Regions from separate parts of the Homo sapiens genome. Here region 1 is linked to region 2. A link is an interaction called in ENCODE POLR2A ChIA-PET data of the cell type or tissue named here. Cell type or tissue: CD4-positive, alpha-beta T cell. All regions are shown on one strand. Links, peaks and the distances in the headings refer to the core of each region. The heading gives the core; the rest is flanking DNA.

Region 1 (10,142 bases), core at 1,445-9,444, 110 kb after region 2:
CCTGTCTCAAAAAAAAAAAAAAAAATCAAGAACAAGTCAAGGAAGAACATTCAGAAGAGGAAATCTAAATTACAAATAAACAAATGAAAGCTGCTCAGCTTCAGTAGTAGTCAGGGAAGGAAAGTTAAAACCACAGTTGCTATCTCCCAGTACCAAAGCTGAGCAGACAGAGATGCACTGGAATATGTATACTCTGCTGGTAGATGTGGAAAATATTACTGCTGCTTTGAAAAACCATGTAGAATTACTTAGTAAAGATGAGGATGTGCCAATGACACAGCAGTTCCACTCTGGTTTCTTACCATAGAAAATCTTGTACAAATGTGTAATAGGAAATATACATGAAATTAAATTGCTTATGATGTCATTGCTTATAGTATTACAAGATGGGTGTATTAGTCCATTTCCACATTGCAGATAAAGACATGCCTAAGACTGGGTAATTTATAAAGAAAAAGAGGTTTAATGGACTCACAGTTCCACATGGTTGGGGAGGCCTCACAATCTTGGCAGAAGGCAAAAGGCACGTCATATATGGTGGCAAGCAAGAGAGAATGAGAGCCAAGTGAAAGGCTTTTTCCTTATAAAACCATGAGATCTCTTGAGACTTATTCATTACGATGAGAACGGTATGGGGGAAACTGCCTCCATGATTCAATTATCTCCCATCGGGTCCCTCCCACAACATGTGGGAATTATGGGAGCTACAATTCAAGATGAGATTTGAGTGGAGACACAGCCAAACCATATCAATGAGAAACAATCCAAATGTTCATGATGTTTAAAAAAATGTGGGATATTCAGATCATGGAACAATATGCAGCAAAGAACAACAGAAACACAGCTACCTACTTCAGTGGTGTAATTCTTGAAACAATGGTGAAGGAAATAGCTTGAAAAAAACTCCATACAATGTCATTATGATTATATAGAGATTGGAAACAAGCAAAGTGGGGAAATGCAAATTAAAACAACAATGAGATACCAATACACATCTGTGAGAATGGCCAAAAGCCAGAACACTGACATCACCAAAAGCTGATGAGGTCGTGGAGCAACAGGAATGACCATTCATGGCTGGTGGGAATGCAAAATGGTACAGTCACTTTGGAAGACAGTTTGGCTGTTTCTTACAAAACTAAATATGTCCTGGCATATGATCCAGCAATCACTCTCAATGGTTACCCAAAAGAATTGAAAACTTGTGTCCACGCGAAAACCTGCACATGGATGTTTACAACAGCCTTATTTATAATTGTCAAAACTTGGAGGCAAGGAAGACGTCTTTCAGTAGGTGAATAGACAAATAGACCATGTTGCATCCAGATAATGGGATATCATTCAGCATTAAAAAGAAAGAAGAGGCTGGGTGCAGTGGCTCACGCCTGTAATCCCAGCACTTTGGGAGGCCGAGGCAGGCAGATCACCTGATGTCAGGAATTTGAGACCAGCCTGGACAACATGGCAAAACCCCATCTCTACTAAAAATACAAAAATTAGCCAGCATGGTGGCGTGTGCCTGTAATCCCAGCTATTCAGGAGGCTGAGGCAGGAGAATCGCTGGAACCAGGGAGGCGGAGGTTGCAGTGAGCCTAGATCGCACCACTGCACCCCAGGCCTGGCTGACAGAGTGAGACTCTGTCTCAAAAAACAAAAACAAAAACAAACAAAAAACAGGCCGGGCATGGTGGCTCACGCCTGTAATCCCAACACTTTGGGAGGCTGAGGTGGGAGGATCACAAGGTCAGGAGTTTGAGACCAGCCTGGCCAATGTGGTGAAACCCCGTCTCTACTAAAAATACAAAAATTAGCCAGGCATGGTGGTGGGCACCTGTGGTCCCAGCTACTCAGGAGGCTGAGGCAGGAGAATCGCTTGAACCCAGGAGGTGGAGGTTGCAGTGAGCCAAGATCATGCCACTGCACTCTAGCCTGGGTGACAGAACGAGACTCCATGTCAAAAAAAAAAAAAAAAAAAAAAGAGTAAGATGACAGCAAGAATGAGAAAAAAATAATAAAAAATATATATATAAAGAAATAAGGGTCAGATGTGGTGGCTTGTGCCTGTAGTCCCAGCACTTTGGGAGGCCAAGGGAGAATCCCTTGAGCCCAGGCGCTCGAGACCAGCCTGGGCAACGTAGTGAGATCCTGTTTTTATAAAACATTTTAAAATGTGGTGGTGTGCACCTGTAGTCCCAGCTACTCAGGAGGCTGAGGTGAGAGGATTGCTTAAGCGTAGGAGGTCAAGGCTGCAGTGAGCTATGATTGCACCACTGCACTCCAGCCTGGGCAATGGAGTGAGACCCTGTCTCAAAAAAAAAAAAAAAAAAAAAAGAGAAAAAAAAAGAAACAAAGGAAAAAGAAGAAAAGAGAAAAGAAATGAGCTATAAGCCGGACATATTACTAATTGAAAGAAGACAATCCAAAAGGGCTACATGCGATTCTAACTATAGGACTTTCTGGAAAAGGCAAAACTATGAGACAGTAAAAAGATCAGTGGTTGCCAGGATGTGGGAATGAATAGGCGGAGTACAGAGGATTTTTAGTGTAGTGAAACTCCTCTGCGTGACACTATAGTGGTATATCCATGCTATTATACATTTACCCAAACCCACAGAACGTCCGCCACCAAGTGTGAACCCGAAAGTGAACGATGGGCTCTGGTGTCAATGATGTGTCAATGCCGGTTCATCAGCTGCCACAGACAGCAGGGGAGGTGATGCATGTTCAGGGTAGGGGGTCCATGGAACTCTCTGTACCTTCCTCTCAATTTTGCTGTCAATCTAAAACTGCTCTAAAAAATAAAATCTACTAAAAATGTATACATATGTAACAAACCTGCACGTTGTGCACGTGTACCCTAGAACTTAAAGTAGAATAAATAAAAATAAAAATAAAGTAATATATCAGAGGTTGAAAAACAACAACAACAAAGACAAAAAAAAAAACACAGGCCGGGAGCAGCTCATGCCTATAATCCCAGCACTTTGGGAAGCTGAGGCGAGATTATTGCTTGAGTCCAGGAGTTCAAGACCAGCCTGGGCTACGTAATGACACCCTGTCTCTACAAAAACAAAAATAAAATTAGCCGGGCGTGGTGGTGCACACCTGTAATCCCAGCTACTCGGGAGGCTGAGGCAGGAGAATCGCTTGAACCCGGGAGGCAGAGGTTGCAGTGAGCCGAGATAGTGCCACTGCGCTCCAGCCTGGGCAACAGAGCGAGACTGTCTCAAAAAAAAAGTGACTCAAACATGTGAAAAGATGCTCAATCTTACTCATGATGAATAAATTTTTTTAAAAATGAATGCTACAAATATATACAAATAAAAATATTATCCTGGCATGGTGGTGCTACCTGTAGTCCCAGCTACTTGAGAGGCTGCAATGGGAGGATCGCTTGAGCCCACGACTTTGAGGCTGCCGTGAGCCATGATCGCACTATTGTACTCCAGGCTGGGGAACACAGTGAGACCCTGTCTCTAAAAAACAGCACAAAACAAAAACACACACAGACAACATAATATACAGTGTAGAGATGAGACACATCACTAAACTATATATAAAACAAATTGATGAATAACATAAGTGGTTAACATAAATTCTGGGTTGAGAGAGGCACACAAGGCCCTTTTGAGGTATGGGATGCATGTTTTGATTTAAATTGCATTTATGTAGGTGTTCGTTCTATTATTCTTGAACTGTACAAAATACGATATACTCACCCATGAGTGAAAGGAAAAGAAAATAATTCTACCAGCTGATTTACTCACACTGTAGTGATGGGACTTTTTCAGCAATTTTGATGTCATGTGATTGCGTCAAGAAGTCAATCAGAATTTCAGAACTGGAACAGACCAGGAACAAAGATATCCATGAAGAAAATAACCTCAAAATTACAGTCAGTGGTAGGACTGTTGAGAACCAGCTTGTTTTTTTGTTTTTGTTTTTGTTTACATTTTCCCACCCTGTTTTGTGACGCAACACATCCTAGATACCAGTGGACATCCCTCAAAGGTGTTAACTTTCTCTACTCAAGAAGACAAGTGGACTTCATGTCATGTGAAGCTATTTTAAAATATCTTGTCCTTTTAAGAATGAAAACAACTTATTTTATGAGTCCATTTATTTTATTTATTTTTGAGACAGGGTCTCACTCTGTCACCCAGGCTGGAGTGCGGTGGTGCCATCACGGCTCAATGCAGCCTCTGTCTCCTGGGCACAGATGGTCCTCCCACTTCAGCCTCCTGAGTAGCTGGGACTACAGGCATGCACCACCACACCTGGCTATTTAAAAAATATTTTTGTAGAAATGGGGTCTTGCTATATTGCCCAGGCTGATCTTGAACTCCTAGGCTCAAGCAATGTACCCACTTCAGCCTCCCAAAGTGCTGAGATTACAGATGTGAGCCACTGCACCTGGTCATCCATTTTAATTATTTTCATGTACTTAATGAAATAACCTAAAATTCAACTAATAACCCAAATAAGACATACTATCAGGTCTTGGTAAGAAATGAGAGTCTTAGCTGGACACGGTGGCTGATGTCTATAATCCCAGAAATTTAGGAGGCTAAGGTGAGATGACTGCTCGAGCCCGGGAGTTTGAGACCAGCCTGGGCAACATAGTGAGACCCGATTTCTACAAAAAAATACAAAAACGAGCTGGGCATGGTGGCATGTGCCTGTGGTCCCAGCTACTCGGGAGATGGAGGTGGGAAGATCTCTTGAGCAGGGGGCTAAAGGCTGCAGTGACCCATGATCCAGCCACTGCACTCCAGCCTGTGCTACAGGGTGAGACCGCATCTCAAAAAAAAAAAAAAAAAAAAATGAGAGTCTTACCAGCCTGACCAATATGGTGAAACCCCATCTCTACTAAAAATACAAAAATTAGCCAGGCGTGGTGGCGCATGCCTGTAATCTGAGGTAGAGCCTGAGGCAGGAGAATTGCTTGAACCTGGGAGGCAGGGGTTGCAGTGAGCTGAGATTGGGCCACTGCATTCCAGCCTGGGCGACAGAGTGAGACTCTGTCTCAAAAAAAAAAAAAAAAAAAAAAGAAATGAGAGTCTTGAATATTAAAGCCAGTGTAGTACTTGCAATATAACATGATTTTCAAGTGGCACTTTAAAGACTTCCTTAATTCTTACTATTTCCTTGTAAAATTTCAGAGTCTAAAATGCATTTTATAGAGTAAAAGTAATAAAAAGTGAATTCATTTCTACACCACCCCCCAATCTAATCGTCTTCGTTCTCTCTTTCACACTTTCTCTCTCTCTCTCTCTCTCTCTCTATCTATCTATATATATATATATATATATATATATATATATCTCTTACGTACATATTCTGTTTAGTCCTCTCAGGCACTAATTTGGACGTCATCTTTATCTTCCTCTTGTTTTTTACAATGCAGAATCGGTCACCACATCCTCTTGACTTTGCTTTTATCAGCACCATCATGGTGGAGACTTTCCTGTCTATCTCTGTCATTCATCTCCTGCCCAGGACTACTTCAGCCCATGACCACAGACTTGCCATACCCTTCCTGTAGCTTTCTCTTTAAAGCGTCAACCCCACCCCCCACCACAGCTTCCAGAATCATTTTTCTTAGATATTGCTGAGGTCATCATGCAATTAATTACTCAGAAAAGCTTTCTGGTTCCGTTGGTGAAAAATATAGAGCTGGGAGCTAAATGACAAGAACTCATGAACACAAAGAAAGAAACAACAGACGCTGGGGTCTACTTGAGCGGGGCGGGTGGGAGGAGGGAGAGGAGAGAAAAGATCACCATTGGGTGCTGGGCTTAGTACCTGGGTGATGAAATAATCTGTACAGCAAACCCCTGTGACACATGTTTACTGATTAACAAACCTTTCCATGTACACCCAAACCTAAAATAAAAGGTAAATAAATAAATAGGCTGGGCACAGTGGCTCACGCCTGTAATCCCAGCACTTTGGGAGGCTGGGGCGGGTGGATCACTTGAGGTCAGGAGTTCGAGACCATCCTGGCCAACATGGTGAAACCCCATCTCTACCAAAAATACAAAAGTTAACCAGGTGTGGTGGTGTACGCCTGTAATCCCAGCTACTCGGGAGGCTGAGGCATGAGAATCGCTTGAACCCAGGAGGCAGAGGTTGCCATGTGCTGAGATCATGCCAGTGCACTCCAGCTGGGGCCATAGAGTGAGACTCAGTCTCAAATAAATAAATAAATAAATAAAAGATAGAACATGGGCTGGGTGCGGTGGCTCATGCCTGTAATCCCAGCACTTTGAGGGACCAAGGTGGGCAGATTGTTTGAGCTCAGACGTTTGAGACCAGCCTGGGTAACATAGTGAAACCTTGTCTCTAAAAAACATACAAAAAATAGCCAGGTACGGTGCAGCACACCTGTAGTCTCAGCTATTTGGGAGTGAGTGGTAGGAGGATTGCTTGAACCTGGGGGGTTGACGCTGCGGTGACCTGTGATCGTGCTACTATATTTCAGCCTGAGCAACAGAGTGAGACCCTGTCTCAAAAAAAAACAAAAACATATATGTAGAGAGAGAGCATCCCTGGTGTAGTGAACACTGTAGTGTGCTACTCAGTCCCTGCTATGAACATGAGTGCGTATGTACTGTTTTGCATCTCACTGCTTTTATTTCTTTGGGGTACATATTTGGGAGTGTCAGACTTTTTCTTAATCTTATTTTTTCTGGCACATTATCTCACCTTTACTCTCAGCTCTCTCCGGCGTCCATGAATCTAGATCTTTGCTTATTCATCACTGGTTAAAATTACAAGTAAGTTTGTCCAAGTTGTCGAGATGTGTTCATCTGGCTGCAAGGAGTAGGAGGAGAATTCTTCTGACAAGCACTGCTGTGCAAAGCTCCTGTCTCCAGCCCCGCCTGTGTCTGCACCTTGAGAGCCACCTGCTGTCTCCCATTCCTGAGATGGTTAAGATTTCTGGGACTTCTTGTTGGGTTGTCCTGTGTATTGCCATGAGTTCATTGCCTCCATCTCCGTCCTGCCTGCCATGACAGTTACTGCTAGCTTAGAGTCCTAGTCCATTTGGGCTGGGAGGCTTGTAGACAACAGATGTTTATTGCTCATGGTTCTGGAGGCTGGAGGTCCAGGAGCAAGGTGTGGCAGATTCAGTGTCTGGTGAGGGCTTCCTGGTTCATAGATGGCACCTTCTCACTGTGTCCTCACATGGTGGAAAGGGTGAGGGAGCTTTCTGGGGTCCCTTTTCTAAGGGCACTGATCCCATTCATGAGGCCCCACCCTCATGACATCAGCACCTCCCAAAGGTCCCACCTCCTAACCTCATGACTTTGGGGGTTAGCATTTCAACATAGGAATTTTGGGGGTCACACACATTCACACCGCAGCATCCATCTGCCTCCAAGCCTTCTAAAGGTCATCCTCGTCTTTTGTCTGCTGAGGGGGAAAAAGAGAGACAGACACCCATGCGCGCGTGCACACACACACACACACACACACACAAACACACAGCAAAGATAAACTATTTTGTTAAATTTGCTATGTGCTATGTACTATGTCTAACAGTAAGTCCTGGTTATTTGTTCATAAACCTGCATTTCCCATTAGACTATATCATCTGGAAAGGAGAATATAATGTTTCCCTCAGCCTTTTTATTTCTGACTCTCAGCATACTGCCTCAAAACAGGAGCGATCAGAACGTGTTCATTAAGTAGGCAGACGTGTCTCATCAATGCCAATGTTAATTAGCATCTAGAGGTCCAGGTATCTCTCCTACTGCTTAAACATGCTACATCGAAAATTAGAGAAATGAAACCAAGCTTGCTTCTATGTGTGAGAAAAGAGGGGATAAATGGCTTGAAATGAGAATGATATTTTTTCTCTTTTTCTTGAGACAGGGTCTTGCTCTGTTGCCGAGGCTGGAGTGCAATGGTGCAATCATGTCTCACTGCAGCCTTGACCTCCCAGGCTCAAGTGATCCTCCCACCTCAGCCCCCTGAGTAGCTGGGTCCATGGGTATGCAGCCCCTCATCAGGCAAATTCTTTTTGTATTTTTAGTAGAGACAGGGTTTTGCCATGTTGCCCAGGCTGGTCTCAAACTTTGGACTCAAGAGACCTGCCCCCGCTTGGCCTCTCAAAGTGCTGGGATTACAGGTGTGAGCCACCGCGCTCAGCCTGAAATGAGAATGTTTTACTCAAATATAGGAGAACCTCTAAGTTTCTGGGTCTCCATGAGACTGGGAGGAAAATGGCTCGCATTGTTGTGACATTTCAGTGTGTGAAGGGGGAAGAGAAAAGACTCTAGAATAGTGGGGGCTGGGGAGGCGGAGGGAGAAAGACACAGAGCGAGAGAATGACAGAGAGAGAGAGTGACAGAGTCATGCAAAAAGAGAGAAAACTGAGTGGGAGAAAGAATGAGAGAGAATGACAGAGTCATGCAAAAAGAGAGAGGGAAAGAAGAGGGAGAGAAAGAGAGAGATTGTGGGAGAGAGAATGAGAGAGAAAGAGAATGACAGAATTATGCAAAAGAAGAGAGACGGAGAGACTGGGAGGGAGAATGAGAGAAACAGAGTGGGAGAGAGAAAGAGAATGAAAGAGAGAATAAGAGAGAGAAAGAGAGAATGAGAGAGAAAATGAGAGGCCGGGCACAGTGGCTCACGCCTGTAATCCAGGCACTTTGGGAGGCCGAGGTGGGTGGATCATTTGAAGTCAGGAGTTCAAGACCAGCCTGGCCAACATGGTGAAACCCCATCTCTACTAAAAATACAAAAATTAGCCGGGAGTGGTGGTGTGTGCCTGTAATCCCAGCTACTCGGGAGGTTGAGGCAGGAAAATCATCTGAACTCGGGAGGCAGAGCTTGCAGTGAGCCGAGATCGTGCCAATGCACTCCAGCCTGGGGGACAGAGCAAGACTCCGTCTAAAAAAAAAAAAAAAGAAAATGAGAGAGAGAGAGATGCAAAGGGTTGAGAAAAAATAAAAAAGGGATTCGACTTTGCCTCAGGCTCAGCAGCACTGGAAGCTCAATAGTAACAGTGATGCCTTCACCATTTTGGGGGGAAATGTCTAGGATTGCATACACAACCCAGCCATGCCACATGAGGGACTGAGCATGAAGGCTGGAGCTCACGTAGCTGCAGAATGCCTCTTAACGGTAACCCCCATGCACTCTTGCTGGTAATGTCTTAGAAAACTGGATTTGAGGAAATGAGGGCAATTTGAGCATGAGGGAGACATGGAATTCAGGAACTGATGCAGCTAACGTGAAGAAATTTGGGGGGAATTTTCAGGATGACCATAAAAATAACATCCTGCACACAGTGAGTAGGGAGCTAGCCTTAACATTTTACAACCACGATCACATTTAATGCACGTGACTATTATTATTCTCATTTTCCAACCAGTCATGGAAACTGAGCTGCAGAGACGCAGACTTATCTGATCAAGATACCACAAGAAGCAATCCAGGCTACAAACCCAGGCTGTTTGGAAACGGGATGTCCTGGGGACAGTAGCTCTGGGGGTGTCTTAGAAAGCCTTGAATCCAGGTTGGAGAAGGAAGTTGTAGGGTCCCAGGAGGCTGTGTTCACCATCATGATGTGACTACCTTAGGTGTTAACGGTATTTGGAAGGGATTTTCAGTCTCGTAATAAGTCTGTGAAAAGAATTTTAGAAGGCAAACCATGAACAGCTAGCAAGCTTAGGAAATTCAAGAATGTATACAAGGAAGGGAAGTTAGGCACATCTCAGTATTTAGAGAACTCACATAATGTAAGTTTGGGTATTCATTTAGTAAACATTGGTGATGTAGCCATATCAGGAAGCTGAATAGAAAGGAAATGTGTGTGTGTGTGTGTGTGTGTGTGTGTGTATGTGTGCAGGCACTTGAGGGAATGGTGATTGGGCAAAAAACGAAAAGCCATCATCCTACAAACAGAAAGTTAATAGATACCATCTAAAGTTAAGAAACACAAGAGATTTCTGGGCAAATATGTTATTTCAAAATATAAAGTAGATCCCAGAAAAAAAATAGGAGTGAACCTTGAGGGCAAGACATAAGCTTAAGGTTTGGCTTCATCTTTTGAGCTTTATACATGTATCACTTTGACAAGAATAAAAAGAATAAAAACTACATTTAAAATTAGAGGCCAGTCATGGTGGCTC
Region 2 (10,142 bases), core at 651-8,650:
GACTTCCTGGGCTCAAGCAGTCCTCCCATCTCAGCCTCCCTAGTAGCTGGGACTACAGGCACTTGCTACCATGCCCAGCTAATTTTTAAATTTTTTGTAGACATGGGGTCTTGCTACATTGTCCAGGCTGGCCTCAAACTATTGGATTGGCCCCAAGCAATCCTCCCACTTCGGATTGCTCCTGAAGTGCTGGGATTACAGGCATGAGCACCTCACCTGGCCAAACTCGATCATAAAAGTGCTTTGCCATCCACTTAATATAATGTCACTCAACTCAGATGGGATTTGGGGCCTGAGAGAGAGGTTCTATATAATCCTTTCTATTTCCTTCCAGAGCAGTCGGCTTCTGAGGTGCTGTTTCCCCTGACACCTCCCTGTCTTACCATTCACTGGACAGGGTGTCCCTTCTAGGCGACTCATTGTTAAGCGGAGCCTCGTTTTCTTGCTAAAGTCTTTTAAAGCCTGCCTCTTAGTGTGTCAAACACAACACATGCTCAAGCCAATAAAACACGACCTTATCTTCTGTTCAGACTAAGAACCTCTGGTTAGGATGGGGTGCGTTCACCACCAAGAAACTCAACTGAACGTAGCCAGTGGCCCCATAAGGGGCATATTCAAAACAACCTGCTCCATCGCCCTGAAATAAGTCTTCTCTGAACTGAACTTCCACCGGCTCATAAGAAAATAGACCATGGAAAAGAAAAGTTTAATTCTCAACTAGATGCATTTAGCTCTAGTTTGTGCCCAGGGGGCTGGTGCACCCATCAACTCATCTGAAAAATACAGTGAAACAAACAGAAATCAGTGCTTATTACAGTAAAAATGGCTACCAGTTGACCAGATTGGGTAAGGTAGCCAGAAAACCAAAAGCATTCTTTTTTTTTTGAGACAGAATCTTGCTCTGTCGCCCAGGCTGGAATGTAGTGGTGCGATCTCAGCTCACTGCAACCTCCGCCTCCTGGGTTCAAGCGATTCCGCTGTCTCAGCCTCCCAAGTAGCTGAGACTACAGGCGCCCACCACCACACCCAGCTAATTTTTTATATTTTCAGTAGAGCCGAGGTTTCACCGTGTTTCCCAGGATGGTCTCGATCTCCTGACCTCGTGTTCCACCCACCTCAACCTCCCAAAGTGCTGGGATTACAGGCATGAGCCACCACGCCCAGCCGCGTTCTTATATTTAAGAAAATAATATATTTTTTCCCTACTGCCACGACCTTTATAAAATGTGCATCCAAAGTTGCCAATATCCAGCAACTGTAAATATCCTTGAAGCAACATGCTCAGAACTGAAAATGTTGACGTTAAAAAGGACTTAGAGGTTGAGCATAATTTAAGCAGGAGAGAAAGGATAAAACTCTGCTAAACCCATCAACAGTTCTGTTAGCCACAGAACTAGGAGGATCCTTCTTGTCAAATTCCAAAACTGCTCTCTTATAAAATACGATGACAAACTCGTTCATTGGCTCATTTTAAATATAACATACCACCAAAAGAACACAATACGGCCAAGACTCATTAAAATGTGAAGCTATCATTAAAGTAGAATACTGAAAATCTTTTTCTTTTCTTGTGGAAAAGACAACTGTCCAAAATAGTTTATGCGCAGCACATTTAATAACACAATATGGTATCCTGCTGAGTGCGTGCTTTCACGGTGATTTTAGACACTTTAAAAATAAACACACCTCATGATGAGGCAAACGGTTTACTTACTTTACATGGAAATCCAAATGTCTGGGGAAATCTATTTTGCCTGCAAGAATTTTCTGATAAATGCCAAACGGGTTGTCATCAAAAAACGGAGGAAACCTGTTAGAAAAACAAACATGTATTTTTAGTGGGGAGTAAGCATGGAAAAAAATCCCTGCTTTGTAACGATAGCTATTTCTGCTTCACACAGGCAGAAGGTAATTTATTTCACATGCTCTTCCCCGCACACTGAAGTTGTCACGATCTGAAAGCACGTGACAGTCAGATGGTTCTAAGAGGCAAGGCATCGTGTGCCACAGTCCGATGCAGGGGAAGCTCCCTTGGAGAGAATATAAAGACCATTTGAGAGGCGTCTGCTGAGCAGAAGGCAACTCCTTTTTGGGCATCTTATTGAGGGGCCACCAGCCCATTCCTTAACTGTGCACTAAACACTGGACAGCAATGCTCTCTCATGTTTACCGGGGTGAATCCACCACCATGACCAAGCATGGAACTCAAATGTCTCAAGAGCGAAAAGATAAGCACTCCAATTAAAAAATGGACAGGTGGTCTTCACAGACATTTCTCAAAAGAAGACATGGAAAAGGCCAACATGTATATGAAAAAAAATGCTCAACGTCACTAATCATCAGGGAAATGCAAATCAAAACCTCAATGAGGTGTCAATCATCTCAACCCAATTAAGACGGCCATTATCAAAAAGACACTGTAATCCCAGCACTTTGGGAGGCCGAGGCGGGTGGATAACCTGACGTCAGGAGTTTGAGACCAGTCTGGCCGACATGGTGAAACCCCATCTCTACTAAAAATACAAAAATTAGCCAGGCGTGGTGGCACGCGTCCGTAATCCCAGCTACTTGGGAGGCTGAGGCAGGAGAATCACTTGAACCCGGAAGGTGGAGGTTGCAGTGAGCCGAGATCGTGCCATTGCACTTCAGCCTGGGAAACAAGAGTGAAACTCTGTCTCAAAAAAAATTAAAAAAAAAAAAAAAAAAAGACACATACACACAAAAATAAGAAATGCTGGTGAGGATGTGGAGAAAAGGGAACTCTTTTTTTTTTTTGAGACAGGATCTCGCTCTGTCTCCCAGGCTGGAGTGCAGCGGTGCAATCTCAGCTCACTGCAACCTCTGCCTCCCAGGCTCAAGCGATCTACCTGCCTCAGCCTTCCAAGTAGCTGGGATCACAGGTATCTGCCACCATGCCAGCTAATTTTTGTATTTTTTTTTGTAGAGCGGGGGTTTCACCATGTTGCCTAGGCTGGTCTTGAAGTCCTGGGCTCAAGTGATCCACCCAGCTTGGTCTCTCAAAGTGCTAGGATTACCAGCGTGAGCCACTGTGCCTGGCCAAAAAGGGAACTCTTACGCAATGTTGGTGGGAACGTAAACTAGTAGAGCCACCATAGAGAAGAGTATGGAGGTTCCTCAGAAAAGCTAGAAATAGAACTCCCATATGACCCAGCCATCACATTACTAGGTATCTGTTCAAAGGAAAGGAAGTCATGATACTGGAGAGACATCGGCACGCCCATGTTTACCACAGCACCATTCACAACAGCCAAGATAGGGAATCAGCGTAGATGTCCATCAACAGATGAGCAGATAGGTAAAGAAAAGGTGGTATCTACACACAGTAGAATACTATTCAGCCATGAAAAGGAATACAATCCTCTGACTGGCAGCAACATGGATGAAACTGGAGGACATTATGTTAGGTGAAATAAGCCAGGAAAAGAACATTAAACAGCACTTGTGCTTACTCATACATGAAAGCTAAAAAAAAGCTGATCTCCTGAAAGGATAAAGAAGAACAGAGGATACTAGACGCTGGGAAGGGAAGAAGTGAGAGATAGGGAGAGGTTTGTTAAAGGATACAAAATTACAAGCAGATAGGAGGAATATGTTCCAGTGTTCTATAGTCTTGTAGGGTGACTATAATTAGCAATAACATGTCGTATTGTTTCAAATACATAGAGGATATTGAATGTTCCTAACACAAAGAAATGGTAAATAATTGAAATGGATATGCTAATTACCCTGATCTGATTACTCCATTCTTTGTATCAAAGCATCACTGTCTACCCCATGAATATGTACAATTATTATGTGTCAATTTAAAAAATAAAATAAGCCTGGGAAATATGGCAAAACCCAGTCTTAAAAAAATATATATTAGCTGAGTGTGGTGGTGCATATGTGTGGTCCCAGCTACTTGGGAGGCTGAGGGGGGAGGATCGCTTGAGCACAGGAGGTCAAGGCTGCAGTGAGCTGTGATCACACCACCACACTCCAGCCTGGGTGACAGAGTGAGACCTTGTCTCAAAATAAAATAAAATATAAAATAGGCTGGATGCTGTGGGTCATGCCTGCAATCCCAACACTTTGAGAGGCTGAGGCAGGCAGGTCACTTTAGGTCAGGAGTTCCAGACCAGCCTGGCCAACATGGTGAAACCCGTCTCTACTAAAAATACAAAAATTAGCTGGGCATGGTCCCCGGTGCTTGTAATCTCAGCTACTCAGGAGGCTGGGCCAGGAGAATTGCTTGAACCTGAGAGGCAGAGGTTGCAGTGAGCTGAGATCGTGCCACTGCACTCCAGCCTGGGTGACAGAGAGAGATGGAGTACATAAATGAAATGAAATATAAAATAATTGTTAAAATAAAGTTTACAGTGGTGAATACGCCACTATGGCCAAGAACAGGACACCTTTCTCGAGGCTTCCTTCACTCTACAGCACGAGCAATACCTGATTATGTCCAGCCCGGTACTGAGCCTGCTTGCACGGCACTATAAGGCATCCTCAATAAACTGCAAGTGAATGTCAGTGAACTACTTTTTTTTTTTGAGACAGGGTCTTGCTCTGTTGCCCCCAGGCTGGAGTACTGCAGCGTGATCCTGGCTCAGTGCACTCAGCCTTCACCTCCAGGGCTCAAGCTATGCTCCTACTTCAGCCTCCTGAGCAGCTGGGGCTACAGGTCTGCACCACCACGCCAGGGTTTTGTTTTTTTTTTTTTTTTAATTTTTGGTAGAGACAAGGTCTCACTATGTTGCCCAGGCTGGTCTCAAACGCTTGGGCTCAAGTGATCCTCCCACTTCAGCCTTCCAAAGTAATGGGACTACAGATGTGAGCCACCACACCCATTACTGAATTTCTTTATATTCCTCATTCATGGAACAGTATGTGGCACACAACAGGTGCTCAATAAATGTGTACAGGCCAAATGAAAGAGCCTGAGATATCATATTTTTCTTTTGTTTTGAGACAGGGTTTGACTCTGTCACCCAGGCTGGAGTGCAGTGGTGCAATCATAGCTCACTGTAGCCTTGACCTCCCCCAGGAGGCCATCCTCCCACCTCAGGCTCCCATGTAGCGGGGACCACAGGTGTGTGCCACCATGTCTGGCTAATTTTTTGACTTTCTATAGGGATGCGGTCTCACTATGTGACTACTTTTTAAGGTGCAGGAGCAGAGTCTGTACTTGTAACTGAGACTGGGTAGTCTGCAAAGCTGACCGAAGCTCTTTGCCCCAAGAAAACCATTTCTTGACCCCTGGAGACCAGGAAAAAGACAGAAATACATGCAAATACAGCCTTGAAAATGGTGCATGTGTAAAAACAAGATTGTCATACTATGCTTTGTTGACTGTAGTAAAAAGATTACAGTCCTGCTGCAGAAACCAGCAGACTTTACTAATACCTAGAAATGTTCAAAATATGTGAAACAAACTAAAAAAATATATATACTTAAAACTGCAAAGACCAAGATAAATCCAAGAACATCTAGAAGTCAACTGTATTAGTCCATTTTCAGTCTGCTATAAAGAACTACCTGAGACTGGGTAATTTATAAAGAAAAAAGATTTAGGCCAGGCGCGGTGGCTCATGCCTGTAATCCCAACACTTTGGGAGGCCAAGGTGGGCGGATCACGAGGTCAAGGAGATCGAGACCATCCTGGCTAACACAGTGAAACCCTGTCTCTACCAAAAATACAAAAAATTAGCCAGGCGTGGTGGCGGGCGCCTGTAATCCCAGCCACTCAGGAGGCTGAGGCAGCGGAATGGCGTGAACCCGGGAGGCGGAGCTTGCAGTGAGCCGAGATCACGCCACTGCACTCCAGCCTGGGCGACAGAGCAAGACTCTGTCTCAAAAAACAAAAAAGAAAAGAAAAGAGATTGAGTTGACTCACAGTTCCGCATGGCTGGGGAGGCCTCAGGAAACTTACAATCATGGTGGAAGGCGAAGGGGAAGCAAGGCACATTTACATGGTGGCAGATGAGTGAAAGCGAGCAAAGGGGGAAGTACTACACTTTAAAACCATCAGATCTCCTGAGAACTCTATCATGAGACTGTACTAGGGCAATGTTGCTAAACTGTCAGAAACCACTCCCATGATCCAACCACCTCTCACCAGGTCCCACCTCCAACACTGGGGATTACATTTAAACATGAGATTTGGGTGGGGACACAAAGCCAAACCATTTCATCAACCAGTAAGTGTATACTAGACACTTACATGTCCGTGGCACAAGTTGTACTTCTGAGATTTTCTCATATTGATCAGGACAGATACTCATATTGGCTCAAAGTCATGTTTTCCATTTAGCTTCTTTTGACTTAAGATATTCTAATTCAGGTATGCTAGCAACGGAAATACCTTATAAAACGGAGCTTTCAAATGACACCCTCATTGATTATCAGAAATGTCCATGAGCAAAAATAATTCTCCTGTAGATTCCAAATCACTTCCTGACCTTAACAAAATTCAGTGGAGTGGACGGAATGAGAGGTCCCCAAAAAGATACATCCATGATCTTACCCCAACAACCTGTGAATGGGACCTTATTGGGAAACAGGGTTTTCACAGATAGAATTAAGGAGCTTCAGATGAGATCATCCTGGAACAGGGTAGGCCCAAATCCAATGACAGGTATCCTCATAAGAGACTCAAGAGGAGGCACACACACAGAGGAGAAGGCCACATGGGGACAGAGGCAGAGACAGCAGTGATGCGGCCACAAGCCCAGGGATGCCTGGAGCCCCCAGGAGCTGGGAGAGGCAGGGAGTATCCTCCCCTAGAGCCTCCAGAGGGAACTGGATACACGTGTAGTGGATTGAACTGTGGCCCTCAGAAAGATCTGTCCACGTCCTAATGCCCAGACCTGGAATGAGACCTTATTCAGCAATAGGGTCTTTGCAGATGTGATTAATTGAAGGATCTTGAGATGAGATCGTCCTGGATTAGGATGGCCCTAAATCCAATGACAGGTGGCCTTCCTTCTAAGAGACTGAAGAGGAGACAGAGACATAGAGGAGAAGGCCACATGAAGGTGGAGGCAGAGACTGCAGTGATGTGGCCACAAGCCCAGGGATGCTGGAGCCCCCAGGAACTGGGAGAGGCAGAAAGGATCCTTCCCTGGAGTACAGTCCTGAGACACTTTGATCTCAAACTTCTGGTCTCCCGGACTAAGAGAGGATAAAGTTCTCTTGTTTAAACCTTTCAGTCTGTGGTAGTTTCTAACAGCAGCGTCAGGACATTCATACGTAGAACTACACACATGAACTGTCCAATACACTGCAGTGGAGAAAAATTCAAAGAAAAACAAAGAGGAGAAATATGAAGTACAAAAATGGAAATCAATGGGAGAGGTGACAGAGAAGTGGGGGTGGGTTACATGAGGAAATGAAAGTTACCAGAGAAAGGTAAATGATTAGGTGCGTGCGACGTGGCCCTAACACAGCATTTCTTCCTTCTTAAATAACATTTCAGTTGCTTGTTTTGCACTTTAGCATGAAGGTGAGTTTCCCAATAGGGTATCTCTTTGGGCCGCTGGTCCTGGAGTTACGAGCCACCACAACGTACTGAAAAACCACCCAGGCCAGGCTGGGAAGCAGAGCTCTGAGTACAGACACTCATGCGATCTGCGCCAACCCTGCCGCCTCAGACGTTAACAACCTCCCGAGCCCGTCCTCCCTCACCTGCCCGCAGCGTTCTCTGTAACAGTAGTTGGGGGAGTTGTATTCCTGTTTCTCTCTGGGTTTGGGTGGCGACTCAGCTGTGTGAATAATGCACAAATACAGGAATGGAGCATTAAACTCCAGGAGGAAATGTGCCATACATACCTAAAAACATTTATGGAGAATATTAAACGAAGTGCTCTTGGACAGTAGACATTACATAAGATCATGGGAAAGGTATTAATAAGCGGAAAAAGATAAATAATAAGTGAGCACTAACTGATGATCTTGCCTGAAAGAAAAAGCAGAGACAGTGTGTGTGTGTGTCTGAGAAACAGCACTCCCCCGGACGCCTGGGCAGTGCCCTCTGAAACCCTCAAATTTCTGTCTCTAAACATACAGACTGCTTCCAATTCTTACCAAGTGGAGAATAAATTCTCATTATATGGCATTTGGCATTATTAAGCAAGTTAAATTGATCTGTGGTGACAGCTACACTTGCAAGGACAATCTGCTAATCAGCATGAATGCAAGCTCCAGATTTTCGCCTGAAAAATTCATGCCCAGGCTAGGCACAGTGGCTCATGCCTGTCATCCCAGCATTTGGGGAGGCCAACGCGGGAGGACTGCTTGAGCCCAGGAGTTCAAGACCAGCCTGGACAACACAGTGAGACCTCGTCTCTACAAAAAATTTAAAAATTATCTGGACGTGCTGGTGTGTGCCTGTGTTCCCAGCTACAGCCTCTGCGGTCCCCAGCTACAGCCTCTGTAGTCCCAGGAGGCTGAGGCAGGAGGATCGCTTGAGCCCAGGAGGTCGAGGCTTCAGTAAGCTATGACTGCACCACTGCATTCCAATCTGGACACAGAACAAGACCCTGTCTCAAAAGAAAAAAAAAAAAAACAAAAAAAACGCTCATGCAGTGGCTCACGGCTGTCATCCCAGCACTTTGGGAGGCCGAGGCAGGTGGATCACTTGAGCCTAGGAATTTGAAATCAGCCTGGGTAACATAGCAAGACCCTATCTCTACAAAAAAATTTTAAAAAATTAGCCAGGTACAGTGACGTGTACCTGTCATCCCAGCTACTCAAGAGGCGGAGGTGGGGGTTTGCTTGAGCCCAGGAGGTCCAGGCTGCAGTGAGCTGTGACTGCACCACTGCACTCCTGACTGGGCAACAGAGCAAAACTGTCTGCAAAAACAAAAAAAGAAAAATGAAAAAAATTTACACCAATTGTGCCACTAGCTCTATCATTTGCCAGTAAAATTTGAATGTAACCATTCCGCCTATTTACATCTTCCAGTAAAGTGGATGGTGCAGGCAGAGATACCCTGGGCGCTGTGAGCTGATGTTCTCCCTCCTACTCAGCTGGAAAAACACCCTCCTAAACTATCAGCTGACACACTACCTGCTCCAGTTCTGAGGACCGGGGCTGGCCTTGGAAGACAGGTGCTTTGGAAATGCATTCAAGAAAAGGAAGGCAGAGGTTTTTAGAGAAAAGAAGAAAGCCGTCACTAGAATTTCACTAGAATTTCATCCCACCTTGACTTCTTCCTCAAAAATCCTTGTCCCGATACCTTCAGATTAAAAACTAAAATTTAGGCCAGGCGTGGTGGCTCACACCTGTAATCTCAGCACTTTGTGAGGCTGAGGCAGGTTAATCACTCGAGGTCAGGAGTTTGAGAGCAGGCTGGCCAACATGGCGAAACCCCATCTCTACTAAAAATACAAAAATTAGCCAGGCACGGTGGCACGCACCTGTAACCCCAGCTACTCGGCAGGCTGAGGCAGGAGAATTGCTTGAACCCAGGAGACAGAGGTTGCAGTGAGCCGAGATCGCGCCACTACACTCCAGCCTGGGTGACAGAGCAGGGGTCCCTCTAAAGAAAAAAAATAATAATAATTAATAAATAAATATAAAATCTGTGCTCCTCAGATGAATCAGGGAGGCTGAGGTGGGAGATGAGAAAGGGGAACTTGAGGGCCAGTTAAAGCGGAAGGAGCAGGCACTGGGGTGTGTGAGGGTTGGGGCAGAGTAGAGGGTGAAAATATAGCCCCGGGCACGTTGACTTGGGCATCACAGCAGTGGCCCTCAAAGTGGAGTCCCAGGGTGGCTTCCCGACCTCAGTTTAGGGATGGCTGAGATCGTTTTTCTGACTCCAGTTCAGAATAGTGATGAATTTTCTCCTATGCCTCAACTAAACAACGTGCCACGCAGCACAGCAGACAGGCTGCAGACAGAGGGAGGAGAGGCCAGCAGCCCTTGTGAAAGCTGGACACTAAAGAGATTCACAAAACCCAGAAAATACAGCCAACCTCCTCACAAATGTTTTCTCTCTTTTTAGAGACAGGGTCTCTCTGTCACCCAGGCTGGAGTGTAGTGACGAGACCACAGCTCACCGCAGCGTTGACCTCCCAGCCTCAGTGATCCTCCCACCTCAGCCTCCCAAAGTACTGGGACCCTGGGCGTGTACCATCAT

What was found. Peaks named below come from ENCODE experiments on the same cell type or tissue, not always from the same donor. Only the 100,000 strongest peaks of a DNase experiment are listed, where the experiment ranks them.
Region 1: POLR2A ChIA-PET joins it to region 2 with 9 read pairs; 2 of 35 experiments call an interaction of 5 or more read pairs at or near these places.

The regions. Positions count from the first base shown.
Region 1 is chrX:3,738,512-3,748,653 of GRCh38, forward strand. No RefSeq gene overlaps it. Among named protein-coding and RNA genes, the nearest start is that of PRKX, 30 kb to the left of the region's middle. In CD4-positive, alpha-beta T cell, for the core only: no CTCF peak of the experiment used is centred there; a DNase peak (open chromatin) is centred at 5,490.
Region 2 is chrX:3,624,705-3,634,846 of GRCh38, forward strand. It overlaps PRKX (protein kinase cAMP-dependent X-linked catalytic subunit), which reads right to left. Exons shown (of 9, transcript NM_005044.5): 5 at 1,715-1,810. Among named protein-coding and RNA genes, the nearest start is that of PRKX-AS1, 30 kb to the right of the region's middle. In CD4-positive, alpha-beta T cell, for the core only: no CTCF peak of the experiment used is centred there; no DNase peak of the experiment used is centred there.